Regions from separate parts of the Mus musculus genome. Here region 2 is linked to region 1. A link is a loop called in an ENCODE intact Hi-C map of the cell type or tissue named here. Cell type or tissue: left cerebral cortex. All regions are shown on one strand. Links, peaks and the distances in the headings refer to the core of each region. The heading gives the core; the rest is flanking DNA.

Evidence for each region. Hi-C counts contacts between places; a loop is a spot of excess contacts. Peaks named below come from ENCODE experiments on the same cell type or tissue, not always from the same donor. Only the 100,000 strongest peaks of a DNase experiment are listed, where the experiment ranks them.
Region 2: a loop joins it to region 1, with 13 times the contacts of the local background. A loop is called at or near these places in 2 of 42 quality-filtered maps.

The regions. Positions count from the first base shown.
Region 1 is chr1:126,330,155-126,335,541 of GRCm38, reverse strand. All of the region lies in intron 5 of Nckap5 (NCK-associated protein 5), which reads left to right. Among named protein-coding and RNA genes, the nearest start is that of Gm35562, 290 kb to the right of the region's middle. In left cerebral cortex, for the core only: no CTCF peak of the experiment used is centred there; DNase peaks (open chromatin) are centred at 2,373, 2,446 and 3,309; H3K27ac peaks cover 514 bases.
Region 2 is chr1:126,262,317-126,267,703 of GRCm38, reverse strand. All of the region lies in intron 5 of Nckap5 (NCK-associated protein 5), which reads left to right. Among named protein-coding and RNA genes, the nearest start is that of Gm35562, 220 kb to the right of the region's middle. In left cerebral cortex, for the core only: a CTCF peak has its summit at 2,550; DNase peaks (open chromatin) are centred at 2,574 and 3,087.

The sequences.
Region 1 (5,387 bases), core at 293-5,292:
TTTTTTTAAATATCATAAAAATGCTAAAGATGAACTTACTGTGAAATGTCAGCTAAGTGTGTGTGTGCGCGCATGCGCGTGCGGCACGTGCTTATTTGCATAGATGTATGGCAGGGTTACGTCTGCATATGTGTTTGTACATGCAAATACCAGAAGTCAACCTCCACTGTCATTCCTCAAGCACTGTCCACCTTGTTTTCTTGAAACAGGGTCATGCAGGTATGAGGACCTGAGTTTGATATGACAAGCACTTTACCAAGTGAACCATCTCCCCAGAAGCCTTGAAAGTCCGAGTATCTTAATGTAATTCAACTTTTAAATCTTTCCCTATCAACTAGAATATTATACACAATGAAATCTTTCCTTCTTAAATTTGGCTTGCTAAGAATTAATCAGAAAATCTTTAGTTTCAACCCTCCTCAATTTCCAAGTCCCCTTTGCTGCCATAGTCCATCTGGCCCTACGAACATAATTGCATCTCCCTTTGATGAGTCAGTGAGTTGCCGGACCTCGGGGCTGTGATGCTGACCATCAATTACCATTGCGTAGGACAAAAGATATAGATGTGGAAGAGACTGAGTATTGAACTGCATCTGAACGAGCCCAGCATAGCCTGTGGAGATCACTTTGTTGAATAAATCCCTTGTCAGTGAGTTCCTATTGTGGGGCTTTATTTCTTCTAAAAACTTGCTCAGTTGAAGGAGAGAAGGGAAAAACCCAGTGCTGTATATTGGCTTTCCATGGACGATGGGAGCAGGTCTGCTCACCCCACACAGGGCACTGGTGACAAACCAAAGAAGGATCCCAACCTAGTTTCATTTAGTAAACCAGTGACTTTATTACAGTTATTTACAAAAGCATTGGGGAAGGGTTACTTATATGAGCACAGGTAAGGGGTAACCTACAGGAACATAGCTTAAAGATTACTCACTGGATCATGGGTGTGGGTTTACTAAAAGGAATATGGGCAAGACATTATTCATAGGCACATGGGTGAGGGGTTGCTCACAGGAGCAGGAGGGACGAAGGGGTTATCTGTTTGAGCTGGAGTGGGGCGTTATCTGCAGGAGCAAGAAGGGGGAAATAGACATTTCCAGGAGCTTGAGTGAGTGATTAGAGGAGCCTGGGTGGCTCAGAGACAGCTGTTTGACTAAATGCCCACTGCCTCATGGGTAAAGTCTCTTGAAATCTTTATCACTGTACCTCCCTACATAGCTTGCAGGCAGATCAGCCCCTGGGAGAGTCTCCTCTCCACAGCAGTTTTGTTGCTGATTTGATGGTCGTGGGGAAGAGCCTCGTAAGTCCTGTAACTTTCAGGATTTCTCAGAGCCTTTTAAGTTTACTTGACTTGCTTGGTCTTGACAAGCTTCCTTCTAGGATGGAGTGCTCCACTTTGGAGGAAAGAACTACAGAATCCTAATCAAGACTTGACCTTTCCTTTCACGAAGAGCTTGGCTCCAGGAGGTCTTAACGCTTCTCCTCCAGCTTCTATGCAGGGATCCATCAGTTTATAAAAGGTGATCCAAGAACTTTTCTGGCTGTATGATAGTGTCTCTGACCTAATAGGGTTCAGAAACAGGTCTGCCAATGTTCAGGTTCAACCGGGCCTCTTTAGTCTAAGACATTCTTCTTGCTTTATAAATAAAGAACCTGAGGCCATAGTACTGAGGCTGACTGGAGAAAGATGTAGGACCAACCATTACCTTCCTGTGTTCTTCATCGTCAGTGAGGAGAGTCAGGTTTTGGTTTTGTCTGGGGCTTATTTTTAGATGGCATACATCCTGTGATTGATGTTGGAAAACATGAGCATGTCTTGCCCTGGCAGTCATGAAACTTGGAATCAAGTTCTGTGTCTGATTCCTGAACAAGCCACTCTATGTCTTGAATAATACAGATATTTAGTATTCTGAAATGTAGAGAAAATTGCTCCTAAGAATGATAGAGTTTTCGAGACCAATGCGCCCTTTCATGGCCCAGTTTTACATGATTCAAATATATAAGATATCGAATGTTAACAGCCATCAAAGATTGACTAAGGACAGCAACCCCAAATTCTGTATGTAATGCCTAAAAGGTTAGTGACATTGACTCTTGTGAACATATGCAAAGTGGTAACAGGAAAAAGGGAATAATTCTTAATAATTATTTCAGAAAATGAAAAATTAAGGAAGGTGAAACAGCACCAGATGGGAGGGGCTTTCAATAGAGGAAAAAACCCACTGAATTTCCTTTGTCAAGGATTTCCCCATGTGACAGTGGCAGAAACTGGAGGAACTCTGGTTGAGGTTTGAGCTTGGATCATCACATTCCAATTCAAAGGTCGCCTACCTAGGCCCAAAATGATGCACTGTTCTTGAGAGGTACATCCACTTGGGAGAAGCTGAACCCGAGATTGTCATCCTTATATGCCTCCAGCTTTGACCTTGACTCTCAGCTCTTCGTCATATTGCCAGCCTTAGCACTATCAGATCTTGTAGGTGTTTCCAGTGTTTTCCACTGTACCACTCTGTCTTCGTTCACATTTGTGCCCACATTTTTAGGATCACTTTGATGTTTTTCTATGACAAATAGTTGACTCTATCCCAGCCACTAAGATGGATCTGCAGTCTTAGCTATTTCATATTTAGCTCTTTGTCTATCAGGTGATCAGAGGAGCTCTTCCTTAAGCCACCTTCCCTTCTAATTCAGTTGTTAAAGCTGGCAGTTATTAACATTAGAAGCAGGGGTGCACCGAGTAACAGCAGTGGTTCACATGTATCCCTGGAGTCTTTGGAGGGGCTTGCGATCACACATCCTCAGGCTCCTCTTATCTGATTATCTCATCTATTAGAGAATCATAGATTAGCTCATACCTACTGGCAAACCTTCTTATGCATTTCACTGAGTGCTCCAAACTCTGGCCTCCAGACCCTCTATCCCCCCACTCTTCTGGTTAACTCCAGCCTCTGCTCTCACTGTGGCTTTTATTAGTACCCTAGTGGTCTAGCATCAGTAGGCTAAGATGGGGAATGCATGCATATTCTAATGGCTGGTGAGCCTTGGCACATTCTTCCTTCCAACCCCCCCCCTCAACCCCTCCCCCCGATGTTCTCCTATGTTTGCAAAAACACCCTTCCATTACAGGCAAACAGTTTGTCCTCAAAACAGAGCTTCTTTTATATTGGCCAGAAACAAAATGGTAAAAGAAGTAGGCAGTGAGAACTCTTTTTCTAGCTTTCACCAGAAGGAGATTCTCTGTGAAGAGTCACCATCTGGACTGTGTGAAGCTGTAAAATGACCTTTTCTTACTCATACCATCCAAGTTTCTAGAAGAAGGTCAGCAAACAAAATCCTCACCAGAAGTGAGTCAGAGCCTGAAAACACGTGTCTTTGTGCTTCCCTTCACTGCTCCAAGTAGCAGCAGAGGCATCTTCGCTGATTCCAGTTGGATTCAGATCAACACATTAATCTTGGAAGAGAATCACAAGATGGTTCTATAATTTTGAGGCACAGAGTGCCTGTCAGTATATATTCAAACAACTGTGTTTGTAATAACTGTCATATTCTAGTGTACAGGGCATTACAGATACATCTCTGGTTCTACAAACACAAGAATCTGATTATTGTTCTCCATTTTCTTTTTCATGTTGAATTTCACTGACTAGAATTGCTTTTCTACAATAAAATTCTCCCAGAAGCCAACACCAAAATTTGTGGCTAGTTGTCAAAACAACCAGAGTGCTATTTGCCTGCACAACACATTTTCATTCTTTTCTTCCTCTAACTTAAAAAGACCTGTATAGTTGAGAATAACAATGCATGTACTTTTGAGACAACTAAATTTCCCAGCATCCTTTGAATAAAGAAGTGCTCAGTGGGACTTAGAATGGGAATGGTTCCTGGATCTTCCAAGGTCTTTAATGGCTTCCTTTCAGTTTTCTGACACCTTTTTTTTCTTTCTTCATATCTCATCCCCTACCCCACTCCCCCCACCCCCCAAATGCTAGAACTGATGGCTGTTATACTATGACTAGTGTAACTTTTGGATAGTGGCCATTATATCCTAAGGTCTACTAGACAGACTAGTAGTGTAATCCAGAGACATGGAGACTATCAGGAACCCCCATCATGATGCAAGGGTTATCACATGGAGTATGAAATTACTATCCTTTAGTTTCTGGGAAGGTTGCATCCTGTCATTTGCATAAATCTTTGTCATCTCTAGTCTCTTCAAAGTAGTTGAACGGTCTGCTAGTTGTGGATAGATTTACTGTGGTGGTTTGAATAAGAGTGGCCACCACAGGCTCATCTATTTGAATGCTTGGTCATCAGAGAGTAGCGCTACTTAAGAGAGATTGGGAGGTGTGGTTTGTTGGAGAAAGTGTGTCACTGGGAGTGGGCTTTGGGGTTTTAAAAGCCAAAGGCAGTCCCCACATCTCTCCCTCTCTCTCTTCCTGCTACCTATGGATTTGGATGCAGGACTCTCAGCTATTTCTCCACCATTATGTCTGCCTGCATGCCACCATGCTCTCTGCCATGGTGACAATGGATCTAGATTCTAAAACTGTAAGCAAGCTCCAATTAAATGCTTTCCTTTATAGAAGTTGCTGTGGGCATGATGTCTCTTCACTGTAACAGAACACTGACTGAGATACTTATATTAAGCTTTAAGTTTAAAATAAATATTTTGTTATTCCATTTTGTAGAGATGGTCATCATGTGATTATTAAAACTTTCATTTGGAAAGCTTACACTTTGGGATGGTGATGGGAATATAGTTGGGTGGTAGAGTACTTACCTTGAATTGAATTGAGTAAGGCCTTGAACTGAGTCCCTAGAACCACAAAGAAAGAGAACATATGCTTTGGGTTACATAGCATATAATATATAGATAAATTAAAAAGAAAATGCAAACACTTTGGCTTTAAATTAACATAAATACAGTTTATTCCTTATATAGAGAAACCTATTGATAAATATATAGTTTTATAAATACTGCATTCTATGGTTATAATACACAGAGTAATTCTATCATTCTAACAAAACTTTCATCAAACTTACTTTTAATTCATGTTTGGATAGTATGTATTTTCACAACTGTTTTCTGTTTTACCACTCTATTTATAGCGGTCTTGATTGGGTTTTACACTTTCTGCAGGGTCTGCCAATTTCTGTTTTTCATTGCTCGATTTATATGAATTGCCTGAATGTAATTGACATGTAGATATAGGTCTTCCATTTTTATTTTATTGCATTATTTTTGTGACTTTCTCTTTTCTTTCACATTCTTTGCCTCTTTCTTTTGCTCCCTTCCTTTTGGATTACGTGAAAATCTTAAATGTGGGCATTCTTTTTCATACTTTCAAGCTGTCTGAGTGCCCTGTTTTCTCACTATTGCTACAGAGGCA
Region 2 (5,387 bases), core at 112-5,111, 68 kb after region 1:
CCTGGTCAGGAAAGCACATGGGCAGTTGTGTGAGACAGATGGTCATGTTGCATCTACAGAGAGATCAGGATGCAGAGAGATAAGGCTGGTGTTCATCTTGCTTCTTTCTTTTCATCAGCAAGGTGGGTTTCCTCACTTCAATATATCTGGAAACTCTAACAGACATGCCCAGAGATTATTAGTCTTCTGGATAATTCTGGATCCTGTGAAGCTAGTCAGCGATATTAAACAGAAGAAGTTTGTCATAACCATAACAAGGAAGGGCTATATCCCAAGTTGTATCTGGAAAGAGACATCTGAGGCCTTAGCTTTTGAGCTAATCCTTACTACTGCACTATGGGTGTGAGTGTTGAAGCTGGAGAGACATTAATAACACAGTGTGCTTATTAAGGTGTGTCATGGTATACAGTTTCTTATCTGATGCTCGCCTGAAGTACTATGGGTAAGTGTATATTGTAGGAAGCATAGAAATTAACAGTAGATCCCATCAAGAATTTTGTTGGTATTTGAATTCTTAAAGCGCCTTTCCGCCATAGCTACACCTTCTTTCCCACAAAATTTAATGCTGTAATTCCATTTCCAATATGGCCAGTTGTTGCCTTTCTCTTGAATTTCCACCAAAACTTAACAGCAGATAACTGTAGCCACTTAATGGGTAGCGTGGATATCATTGAGATCCAGAGGGACTATTGATTTGTACCTAAACCTCTATTCATCAATAGGAAAAATGGAGAGACAGAAACTCTCTCTCTCTCTCTCTCTCTCTCTCTCTCTCTCTCTCTCTCTCTCTCTCTCTCTCTCTCTCTCTGCATGTGTGTGTGTGTGTGTGTGTGTGTGTGTGTGTGTGTGTGTTCATGTTCGAGCCAGAGGATGACCTTGGTGTCATTCCTCTTGGACACTACCTGAGAATGGATCTCTTACTAGCCTGGAGCTCCCCCAAATGATCTAAACTGGATGTCCATCAAGCCCAAGGATCTCGCCCCTTTCCAGCTCCCCAGCACTGCCATTACAAAAGAACACCACAGCCATTGGGTTTTGGTTTTTTTTTTCAAGAGTGCTGGTCCTTATGTTTGCAAGCCAAGTACCTTGTAGACTTAGCTATTATCTCCTCAGGCCCCAAGCACATCTTGAAGCATAGCAAAACAGAGAGTGTCGTGCAGGATGGTGAGGGTCATAACCACACAGGGAGGAGCCAGGCACAACAGGCAACAAACCTACTTCCTAGGCGACAGCATGTATGCCTGATTTCACACATTGGAATCCTCTCTCTGACTGCAGACCTGCGAAACCCCAGTGCACACTGAGCACAGAAATCTAATCTACATTCTGGGCTTTGTTTTATGAGATAAATAAAATGGTGAACTTCTCATTTTAAGGAAAAGGAAAAACAAGGTCCTGAGTTGGTACATTCATTTTCTAGAGTCTCCCATGTAGCCTCTCTCCACATTAAAAGAAGCCTTTCCCATTATCAATGGCCACTAAACATAAATATGGAGGATATTGAGCTGTCTCGTATCTTCAAAGTTGCACCAACTTAAGAATTCAGCAGTCAAATTTCTAATGAAAAAAATTGGGATAGCATTTGAAATGTATATAAAGAAAATATCTAATAAAAAAATAAAATAAAAAAGAATTCAGCAATCTAAAGATCCATATCCAAATAATACATATTTGGTAAAAATAGTAATTTTTTTGACATTCAAGGTATTTTATACAAGCTTGTACTCCAACATTTAACTTCAGATACTCCACAAAATAAAATATGGAAAAGAAACCTAAGCTGGATTTATTTGTGGTATTGCTTTTTTTAAAAGGGGTCTATGAAATGTATTACACAGATGGGTTTAGAAATTATATATTACAAGTTTGTAAGACTGGAAATAAGGACTGGTAAAAATGATTAATCTTTTTTTCTTGATGTATGGTGTGTGTGTGTGTGTGTGAGAGAGAGAGAGAGTGAGAGAGAGAGAGAGAGAGAGAGAGAGAGAGAGAGAGGGAGGGAGAGAGAGAGAGAGATGTATATGTGTATCTAAGTGTGTGTTTGTGTGCATGAGGTAGGTGGAATGGAGAAGACCTTGGGTGTTGGTCCTTGCTTTCCACCTTATTTGAGACAAAATCCCTTTGAGATTCACTGCTGTGTATGCTAAATTAGCTGCTCCACAGGCTCCCACCGATCCTCTTGACTTCGCCCCCCTTCTCACCATAGAAGCATTGGCTCACACCTGTATGCTGTCATGCCTGGCTTTATGTGGCTTTGGGTTTCAAATGTGGGTCCTCAGGATAGCAGAGCAAGTGTTTTAGCCTCAAACTCATTTCCCCAGCCAACACTAACCATTCTGCTCTTAAAGAATTATGTCAGTGATTAGTACATTCATTTTAAATGCTCATTCCATGTAGAAAATATAAAGACATCTTTAGTTTCTTGGGGTGTAGCCACTAACTTTGCATCCATATTATCTAAGCAAGACAGTGGCAGCTGTGGTTGTACTTCTTTATGACGTCCTTTTGCCCACATGGTATTTTCTGTCTTCCTCCCCTGCAGGATGAGTGGAATTCTACACACACGCATACCATACCCATAAATGTCGTTCTGCATTCTGCTGTGGGGGAGTAGGAACACTTGGGATTTACTTGTTAACATTCAGGAGACTCTTTTGCACTCTGTGTGGAAAAATCAGTTTCGCCACTGAATGCATAGCTGTCTTCTCATTCAACGGGAGCCTCTTCATACAGCAAGTTTCCTGATGCAGAATTTGCACAAGCCTGCCTAGGGAGAAATTTATGTGGCTTTCTACTCACATACCAATGGCCCCAGAGTGAATAAGATTCAGTGATTCCAATTGGGCCAGCACCTTTCGATCTGTTTGGAAATGCTTTTGCATCCCTGTGAGGGAATTAGAGCAGCACAGTTTCCGGGCAGCATCGAGTGGAAATTCCTGCAAAATTTTATGCTGAATTAAAAATATATATCATCAAGGGGAAAAAAACAAAAAGCCCCAGCTCTGCGGAGCCAGTTTCTAGTTCCACGAGGCTTTTAGCGCTCCATTCTCAGGATCCCTTGACTATTGTGCAGATGGGCAGAGATTCGGATAAGAACATCCAAGTCACACCCAGCCCATGGACTGCTCCTGTTTCCACGGTTAAATGTGCTCTCTTCCAAGGAAGGAACTTGTCTCCTCTAAGGAAATACGTTGGTGCACAGTTGGGCCCAGTTCAGAAGCAGCTAAGTTTCCCAGCCAGCGTTTTGTTGTGCTTGTTCTCGGGGAAAGCTTGTCACTGAAGTTAAGATAGTGAGCAGGGTGGGTCCCATTCATCATAGCAGAATGGGGAATGGGAGGCCAGGCAAAATATGTCTGTTCTTAAGGTGTCCTGTTTATCTCCCCCATGCATCAGACAAATGGGCTGTAATGCCTCTGCCAAAGTCAACATGAAAAGACTTCCCTGGCTAAAGACTAGATCAAGAGCCCTGACCACTTTACAGTAGCACTAGCTACCAATGCTAATGAACTGGCTGAAAATTATGGGATGTCAATGTGGTCAAAAGAATAAGGCTTTGGATTTGTTTTACCGAGCAACAGTGGTCCCAGCAGCTCAGACCCAAGTGTCACAGCTAAGGACCATGTTCTTAGAGTCTTAGCTGGGACATCTTGCTCGTGCGTTACGTCTCCATATGGTATAAATCTATGAAAAACAAAAATGCAGGACTAGAGAGTAAGTTAGAGGAGGAAAGTATGGCATGAATTGAGCCACACACGAAAGCACTTACTGGCCAATTACTCGTTATCTACTGTAATGTGGTGTAATGTAGCTGTAATGACAGTTATGTGAGCAGCTGGGGAGAAAAGGAAGGTTGTTTGAAAAAGAATCAGAACCTTTGACTTATGAAAGCAAAGACAAGTGTGTGTGTGTGTGTGTGTGTGTGTGTGTATACCTGCATGTGCACACTTATGTGCATGCACCTGAGTGTGTGTTAATATCTATGCAGAAACTAGAGGAAAACTTCAGGTTTGAAGTTCTTGAATCAGAGTCTCTCACTGGCCTGTGGCTCTCACATAGTAAGCTAGATTGGCCAGGGAGTCCCAGGATTTGTCAGCCTCCTCAGCACTGTGATCATGGACTGTCACTACCATTCCCAAGTGAACAAACAAACAAACAACGACGACGACGACAACAACAACAAAATCCATAGGTTTTGGATTTTGAACTCGGGTCCTTATGCAAGCACTTTATGAACTGTGCCATCTCCATGGCCTTCATGCACATAATTTTTTTTTCATAAAGCAGGGAGAGTCTAATCAGAGACAGCCTCGATTTGAGTTTTCCAAATGATTAGACCTACATGGTAGAAGGAAAGAACCAAGCCCTGGCATTGTCCTCCGCTTCAACAAGTGTAAGATGACACATGCATACCCACATACTAAATAAGTAAAGTATAATAAAGGCTTCAGGCTCAGCTAATATACATTAGAGCTAATTACATCTCAGTAAGTATACATTTGTTCTTACAGATTTCTGTTTGTAATAGATTCCTGTCCAGCATTTGGAAAAATAAGTGATTCAGTATCGGGTAGGGAGAGTGAGGAAAGGTTGCTTAAGGTCACTTAGAAGGAAGTGACCGTGCTCACACCAATGCTCACTGCTCTGCCCAAGCCTGGGCTCCTGGGAATCATTGGCTCATCCGTATCACATTTGGGAAACAGATGATGTACTGGGAGAGGCTTGGGAATCTGCGCCCTCCTCATCAAATAGGAAAGGAAAGGAAACTAACACAGGGTGTAAAGCAACATGGGGCCACTTCATGCTCTGTGATTTCTTTTCTTTGCTTTCTCTTTTTATTTTCCCAGGCAAACAGAAGTTTGAGAAATGAGAATTCTAAATAGGTACCATCAGGGAATAAATGACAGAATGCTCCCATCACATACAAAATGCTTTTCTCTATGACCAGACTCATAAAGGTTATTTTAACTTGATTTTCTTAGCAGTGGTTTAAAGGGTGCCCTAAAGCCTCTATTTCAAGCTGCAGCTCCAAAAAGCTATTGCTTTTGAATAACCCTCGAGTTGTGCCAAATATTACTATTCCCAGTAATATTACTAATATTCCCAGTATTACTAAAGGGTCTGCATTGCATGAGATGGTCTTAACAATTTCCTGTCTAGCCTTGCTTTTCCTTTACCTTAAAAAATTTTTTTAAAGTATAAAGCCAAAAAAAGAACTGGAGAGAGATGAATAGGCTTTTATTTTTTCTTGATCTAGTGACTTCTGCAAAGAACTTCTAATTACACAGGAGTAGTAACTCAGCAAGATATGCTGAGACAGTTATATTATTAAGTTAGTAGAAGTAAAAAACCAACATGGGTTTATTTTCATTGTACGTGGTATGTGTGTG